Regions from separate parts of the Mus musculus genome. Here region 1 is linked to region 2. A link is a loop called in an ENCODE intact Hi-C map of the cell type or tissue named here. Cell type or tissue: heart. All regions are shown on one strand.

The links. Hi-C counts contacts between places; a loop is a spot of excess contacts. Peaks named below come from ENCODE experiments on the same cell type or tissue, not always from the same donor. Only the 100,000 strongest peaks of a DNase experiment are listed, where the experiment ranks them.
Region 1: it touches region 2 in a loop (2.3-fold over the local background); 1 of 42 quality-filtered maps calls a loop at or near these places.

Annotation. Positions count from the first base shown.
Region 1 is chr12:24,640,843-24,644,842 of GRCm38, reverse strand. No RefSeq gene overlaps it. Among named protein-coding and RNA genes, the nearest start is that of Klf11, 8.5 kb to the left of the region's middle. In heart, no CTCF peak of the experiment used is centred here; DNase peaks (open chromatin) are centred at 372 and 2,252; H3K27ac peaks cover 641 bases.
Region 2 is chr12:24,829,679-24,833,678 of GRCm38, reverse strand. Mboat2 (membrane bound O-acyltransferase domain containing 2) reads right to left here and starts at 2,080. Exons shown (of 13, transcript NM_026037.3): 1 at 1,905-2,080. The coding sequence starts at 1,979. It overlaps 2900060N12Rik (RIKEN cDNA 2900060N12 gene), which reads left to right and starts at 2,362. Exons shown (of 3, transcript NR_166876.1): 1 at 2,362-2,859. In heart, a CTCF peak has its summit at 2,354; a DNase peak (open chromatin) is centred at 2,268; H3K4me3 peaks cover 3,337 bases; H3K27ac peaks cover 2,888 bases.

The DNA of each region.
Region 1 (4,000 bases), 190 kb after region 2:
TATGACATCCAGACCTGGGAAGGGAAAGATTAGCCACCCTGACAGCTCCCAAGTCTGTTCTGAAATCTTGTGGTCAGACAAAAGGAACCTGGGATTCTTTGCCTTAGGTGCTCAGAGACCCGTTCCAGATGTTATGATGCAGGGATTTACCAGGACTAGTCTCTTGTCAACCATAAACTTGGAGGAACTGGGGCTGGCAGCTGAGAGGTGAGGACCCCCAGGAGGTCACCTGTGAGTCACCCAGTGACCCCTCTCCAAATCCTAGCCCAGCCAGCCCAGGCCTCTATGGCTCTTGACTATTCCAGCCTTTGGCCAGAATCCAGCCATTAAACCAACATGGGACAAAGTTATTGGCATTGTTCTCCCTGCCCTTGCCTGCTCAGCTGAGGAGAGCTAGAGAGGGGAGGGGCTGTTGGGACAGGCCTGGGCCCACCCAATCTTCCTGCTAGTCTGTTTCTTTTTGGGTGGAGCTCACCAGACCAGAAGCAGCAGAAAGACTAGAACACAGAGGGAACAGATTACACGGCTGGCTTTCTGGTTGGCTGAACACCTTCTCAGTGGTAACTGCTTGGGGTGAGTGTTTCTTGCTAACAGCCCCAGGCTCCTGGCTCCTCCCCTGGAGGCCCTGGGGATAGAAGATAGAGGTTCATAGAGGTAGTTATGACATTTACTATCCAGGTCAGCCTACTTATTTCACTTATTTGCAAATGGGGAAATTGAGGTCTCCAGGATGCCTTGTTTGATGTATCTGATGATACAAAGGAGGTTCAGGCCACAGAAATGCATCAAACAGCAGAAGTAGGCCACTGTTGTGTGGATGCTGGTGTGATGTACCCCCATCCCCTAGGCCCCCCACCCCCACCCCCTACTTCCCGTTTCAGCTGCATACTACACTTGAAGAAAATGAGGTACAGAGGAATAAAACACTACCACCGGGCTGGAGAGATGGCACAGAGGTTAAGAGTACTGAATGCTCTTCCAGAGGTCCTGAGTTAAATTCCCAGCAACCACATGGTGGCTCACAACCATCTGTCATGGGATTTAGTGCCCTCATCTGGTGTCTCTGAAGACAGTTACAGTGTACCCATAAATACAATAAACAAATCTTAAAACAAAACAAAACAAAACAAAAAACCACCATCACCACCACCATCAAAGGCTGGTGAGTGATGGTCCTGGGAATCACTTCCCTGCCCAATCAGAGCTTTCTTCCCCATCCTTTCCAGCTGCTGACTTCTGCCCTGCAGCTCCTGCTAGCCAGAGGACTCATTCCCAGGGACCTACTGTGCAGTTCAGGCTGTAGGTGACTACATCCTGACTGACAACCTCTGCCTTCTTTCTTCTTTCTGTGTGTCTCCAGGCTGGGTGCCTTCCCTGTGATATTTGTCTTTGGTTTAGTCCGGGGTTGGGGAGAGAGAGAGGGGGGGGAGAGAGAGAGAGAGAGAGAGAGAGCGCTGGAGAACGGGGGTGGGGTGGGGTGAGGAGAGAGAGACAGAGAGAGAGAGACAGAGAGAGAAGCAGGTTGTATCTGTTTGACAGGTACTTGGACAGAGTCCACACGACCTCAACTTTCATACTTGTCACCAAAAACCAGAGATAGAGCCAGGTATCATACTCTCCTGGAGACTTCTCTGAGGGACCATGTATATGGTGGGCAGGAGAGACTAACCCACAAACAGGACACAGCATCCACCAAGGGCAGCAGAGGGGACCTGATTAGTCATCCCCAGAGAGGCTGCTCAGAGGTTTCTCTATGGTGCTCATTTGATCTGGGTGTCAAGGGACAGGTAGAGCCACCCAGGGAATGGAGGTGAATTTTTGATACTATTAACGTGCCTCCCTGTCAGTGGCATTTCCATCTCTTAGCAAGAGACTTCCTCACACAGTGTGAGCTCAATGTATTCAATGATTCAATATGAGTCAGGAAGAGACCTATGATCCTGTGCAGAGAAGACATGGTAGAACCCAAGTTGTAGATCCACTCTGAACCTTAGTAGGTCTGGAATAGAGCCTGAGACCCTGCATCTCACCATTTCCAAAGCTGTTGAGGCCCTGGGCCAGGAGTCATCACAGGGACTGCTGATTTTGCAGAGAGAGGAAGGGAGATCTAGCAGCTGGAAGTGGCTGGTCCCTGTTGCCTAGTAACTGCAAGTCCAACAGCTAGATACCTCTCCACCCATACCACCCTGCCACCTCTTAGACATAATTCTCCAAGGCTGTTGTCCACCAAACAGATAAAAGACTTGAAAAGCTGTGTAGCCTTGGCAGCTGCATAAGCCACCTCCTGACCCAGAAGGGCCACCATCCAAGTGTCTCGTGGCTGCCTGGCCTGTCTGCCCAGGCAACAGGCTGCAATTAGGTGTGCTGCCAAACAGGCTTCCCTAATGACCCAGTGCAGTGTTGGCACCGGCCTAGACAGGGCAGCAGGGCGGGCGGGGAAGGGAGCTCCAGGCATTCACTGGCAGCACAGAATCATCGCACAGGCTGCCTTTGTGTGTGTCCGAGGAGACCTGAGTGGAAATCTGTTAGGAGGCCTGACTCTATTCCCACATCCTGGAAAGTGCTAGGTCTCTGCTTAAGCACTGTGCTCCCTGGGTACCACACAGCTTTCAGAAGTGTTGGCTACAAGCTGGCCATCCTCCTGGTTCAGCATTAAATTATTTTTAATCGCTGACAGTCAATTCTCAGTCCAAGGCAGAGTACCCCCGATTCAGAGCTCACCGCAGGCAGGCAGGCAGGCAGGCACCGCTTCCCTGGAACCAGGTGATTCCTTGTCAATCACAGTGACGATTGCACCCGTGACTAGAAGCCTCTCCCCCTTTCCCATGAGGGTCCTTACCCCCAGTATGGGTTGTAGCTCATTCTTCCCCCTCCACTATGAGGAGGTTTATTCTGATGACCATGTCCCACCTGTCTTTCTCCATCCCATACTAGGATTGTTACCTCCAAATGTATGAAGAGACTTATGTGACACTCACATACATGTATGTGACACTCACTACATGCTGCTTCCCTCGGTACCTAACAGTTAAGCTGTCTGTTTCTTTATGTCCAGCTAGTTCCCATCGGAAGCCCAGATGTTTAGCCAGCCACTGGAAGCAGGAGCAAGACAGACATGGCTCAGTTCTCCCATGACCTTGCTTGACTTCCCTATGGCTGTTTTTTCACCTGTCGAATGGAGATGAATCTACTTGCTGGAATGTCATAAGATTAAATGAAATCAAGCTTAGGTAAAGATTTGTCCAAGTTGTCTGCCATGTAATGACTGGTAGATAGGAAGCTGGGAAGGAACATCATCCTTGTGACAAGGAGGGACACTGCTGAGATCTTGACATGTGGGATGGCACACAGAGTCATCAGCCTGCTCTGTCCCCCGGTTCTGTACTGTGGACTCAGTCAACCTCAGGTGGAAAATATAAACAAAAAAGGAGGTTGGGAATAGGGAGATGGCTCAACTGTTAAGAGCACTGGCTGCTCACCCACAGGGTAGCTCACAACCATCTGTAACTCTAGTCCCAAGGAGTATGACACTGTCTTCTGGCCTCCGTGGGCACTACATATATGTGGTGCACAGACATACATATAGTCAAAACACCCATATGTGTATATATATTTTAAAATGGAGGTGATAAAGACCTTGTACAGGTCTTTTCTTGGCATTATTTCCTAAGCAGTACAGTATAGCGATTACTGACAGAGCCCCTTCATTGCATTAGGGATAGTACATCATCTGGACGGTGTATTTATTTTTTTAAAGAGTTCACTTGTGTTTGTGGTTCTAGAGGTCTATAGATCGTACGAGCAGTTACAGACCATAACAGCAGTACAGCATGATGACTGGCACAGGAAACCAGAGCGGAGATCTCATATCTTAATTGAACCATTAAGCAGAGAGATTGAACTGGGAATGGCAAAAGGCTTTTTTTTTTTTTTCTTTCTGAGTACACCATTACTGTATTCAGACACACCCAAAGAGGGTGTCAAATCACATTACATATGG
Region 2 (4,000 bases):
TAACTACTCCAAGAGTATCATCATGAAGATTCTTTGGTATTCACAGAAATAATTATTGCTGTGAAAAGTACAGATTGTATGGATTAACCCAATATTCCTAAGACTTGCTTATCACAGAGCAAACAACTGTCTTACACAAATGGCCATATAAACTCGGGCTCTACAGACTTCAAGCGTATACCAGAAGATGCAGATTATCTAAGACACAAGAGACAAGACCTCTAGCTGATAAAGTCAGTCTTAACTCAGGTCACCTTCCCTGGATTGCTTGCTCACTTCAGTTCCACAAAGAACTTTCTCTGGACTGCTGAGATGTTTAAAGGAGCTTATTGATATTAGATTACTTTTAAAAGTTATGATCCTTTATAGAAGTTTAAAAGAATTAGCTTAATAGGGCTATGGCAGAGAGAATACACAATCATTTGCCTCACCAAAAGAATAAAAAGGTAAAGGACACACACACACACACACACACACACACACACACACACACACACGTTTCTCATTAGCAAGAAGATCCTGCCCTACCTGCACTGGTAGGCTGGGAACAACCTATTGAAGTCAGAAGTGTAACACACACCTAGAGGTCAGGTGCCATGATTCCACTTAGGAAATAGTGAGACTCCTCCACAGAACTGAGAGTATCCAAAGCCTTTGATTATTATCAACTTAATAAACAAAGACTAATTCTGTGAATTAAAGGAATCATTCCACTTGGGGCACTCTTATAATCTATTAGCATGACACACACCACAACCGCTGTGTAAGCTGTGTGGAGAACAGGTATTTCACTATTAATCGAAAAGTTATGAGAGGAATAAAGGAAAGAAGTCAGATCAGAACACTGAGCAGGACGGTTTAACCCTCCTTTGAGGTAACTCAGTATATTTTATTTTAAACAGTGAAGCACAAAGCCTGGAGCACACAGTGTTCAGCTCAGGTGTCACCTCCAGCTCAAGTCCAGAGAGGAATCTTGTGTTTTACATGCAAACCTTAAGATACCACTAGCAGCTACTCAAGCTGAGCCCATAGCCCTTGGAAGTGCAAACACCTCCAGATCAGAAATAATGTTAGGCTGAATTTCCAAAGTCAATTTCCTTCAGTACTGGAGCTAGACCAGCTATCTAACCATACCCCACCAACAACTTTCCCAGACCTTTCTCAGGACATACTTCCAAAGTTCCTTTGCTCAATAAAAATGGCGCTGCTTTCTCCATCCCAATGCTGTTTATTTCAGTAATCCTGAGGCCCTTTAAACAATCAAATTCGACTGGCCTCATTTAAATGCCAGCCTTCCCTAGTGTCAAAAGCTTCTCTGGGGGTAGGGTGAGGGGGTAGGATGGCTGCTCCTATCCACAGCTGCAACTTTTTCACCAGAAACCCTAGCATCGTGAAGTCACGTTGACTTCTCTTCATAACCTGTCTTCCCCCAAACTGTTGCCTCTCCGTCTATTGAGCCACACTTCAATGCAAACTGTCCCCAAGTGCAGAAGAGCTTAAGCCTCGTCCATCCACGCCGTGTCCTGGGCACTCGGCACCCAAACCATTCTTAGTCTCCCGATAACCCGCAGCAGTGCCAGGTCCACCGGTCCCGGGACTCCCGGGTCCGACGCCCGGTGGCCCGGCAGCGACAGCATGCACGCGCGCACGTCTGTCTAGCCCTCCCCGGCGGGCTGTCGCCGAGCCTCCGCCCGCGCCCACCCCCGCCCGGGCGGCGATGGGAGGCTGGGTGGGCACAGAGGCACCAGCCGGAGCGACAGCCGAGGGGACAAGGCCAGCCGCGCGCCCCCGCCCCGCCGGGCGCCGGGCACGGCGGTCCCGGCCCCAGCCCCCACCCTGCTCCCGCCCGGGTGGCACCGCGGCCGGCAGAGGCGGCCAGGGCACGACGCCCCGGACGCCGGTACCTGATCGATGGGCAGTTGCACGGCGTTGCTGAGGGGCTGCAGCAGGGTGGAGCCCGTGGTGCTGGTGGTGGCCATGGCCGGGCCTCGGCGCTGCGTCCGCTCGCTCCGGCCAGGCGCCGCTTGCTTGCTTGCTCGCTCTGTGCCGAGCTACGCCGAGGATGGGGATGCAGCGGCGCGCCCGCCCCTCGGCCGCCCGCGGTCGGAGCAGCCGCGCGGGGAGGGGCAGTGGGCGGAGTTAGTGGCCCCGCCCACTGCTGGGCGCCCCGCCCACCCAGCCGCGCGGCCCCCTCACGCCGCCGGGCGGCCCGATTTCCAGCAGCTTCCAGAGCCCCCTCCCCACCTCGCGCACTCGTGCGCCAGACAGCTCCGCGGTCCAATGGCGTCGCGGCGCCCCGACTCCCACAGCCAATCAGAGGACGCTGGCCTCGCCGCGCCCCTCCTCCGTGCTGAGGACCCCAGCGAGGGGCTGAGGCTCGACCATGGCTGTCGCCCGAGGGCGACCGAGAGTCAGGCTAGCTGGTGGGGGCGTGTGAGGGCGGCTTTGCCTCCGCCTCTGCTCACTTCCTTTCTCAGGAATGGTGGGCGCCGTCCCCACCCCTCACTGGCAGTGACGGTGGACAACAAAGGGGCTCGGGGTGGCGGCCAGACAAAGAGTTGCAGCGCCGGGGGAAGTTGGGAACAAAGGTAGGGGGCTGGGAGCTTCAGGGAGACGCGCTACAAGAACCCCAAAGCAGAAAGTGCCTTTGTCTCCTGGGCTGCCCAAACTTGCGGAAAGCCGGGTGGTCCTACCTCACCCGCCGCCCACCTGGGCCTGATCGGCCGCGCTGGGACGATGCCCTCACCGCGCATCCAGCTGAGAGGGAAACAGGTCGGACCTGGGCAGCGCCCGAGGGAAAGCCTGGGTAGCCAGCGGCCGGCATGTAAAGGCCCCGCCTCCTCAAAGGAAAGGCTGCTGGTAAGCATCCCTTCGTGCCTGCGAGCCTCTCTGCCAGATGTGAATTCTGCTGTGTCCACACCTCCATTCCAGGAGGGCAGTTAGTGTGTCAGCCCTACAAATGTGATCTCTTACCCTTTAAACTAGCCATGGGAACACCTGGAAAATGCCAGCATCGTCCTCTCAAAATCCAAGGATTTGGAAACTAATATTTAAAGGGGGGCGGGGGTTTAAATGTGCTGCTAACACTGCTTTTAAAGGTAGACTTATGTGAGTCCCCACAACAACCATGTGAGGCAGGTATTGTAACCACCCTCAATCTAGCAAGGAAATTGAATTCCAGAAAAATTACATAACTTAACCAAGAGCTAAATAACAGTGTGTGGGGGGGGGGGGGGCCTGAGATCCAACTAATTTAGCCCCAGTTTTGACCTCTTAAAGACAAGGCCCTCTTCATTCTCAGGTTTAACACCCACTCCAGAATAGCCATCAACTACTAGGTACAGCACTTCCTCAAGGACCACTCTAGAGGCTTCAGTAGTAAGAGCGGGCAAGTAGTGCTTCAGGAAACCTGGCTGTGGACTCAGCTCTCTCTGAAAAGGGGGTTATTGAATTTAGTTGGGATAGTCTCTTGCTGCTAATATTCTCTGGGTGAACAGCTGAGTCCTAGTAAGGTAGTCTTTTAGAGGATGGGGAGAAAATAATTGAGATCTTTCACTCTTAATATTGTGTTCCAACTAGCTGGGACCAATTAGAAATCAAACCTGTCCAATAATCTACTTCCTAAAATAGTCCCAAGTCTGGACCTCTCTATTAATATAACCTTGGATCGAGGACCTCTTTGTCTCTGTCTCCTCCCCCCCCCCCCTTTAGGGACGTGTTGAGAAAGTGTACAGGTGGCTGAACATATAAACTGAAGGGAAAAATTAAAATACCATTTTAAAACCTTAAAAAGTGGGTGTTAGAAACATATTGCAACCTAAAGTAGGCAGCATAAGATACAATCCTAGAACAAATACTGTCTACCAAAGGAATTCTGTGAGGCCAGATTATTCTTTTAGAAAAAGACAGAACATAGTTTTTATTGAGGGTGACTCCTTTAATAGAGACCTGACTCTGGTGTTAACCTGTCATCCCCTGGCCTTATTGCTTGGTGGGACAA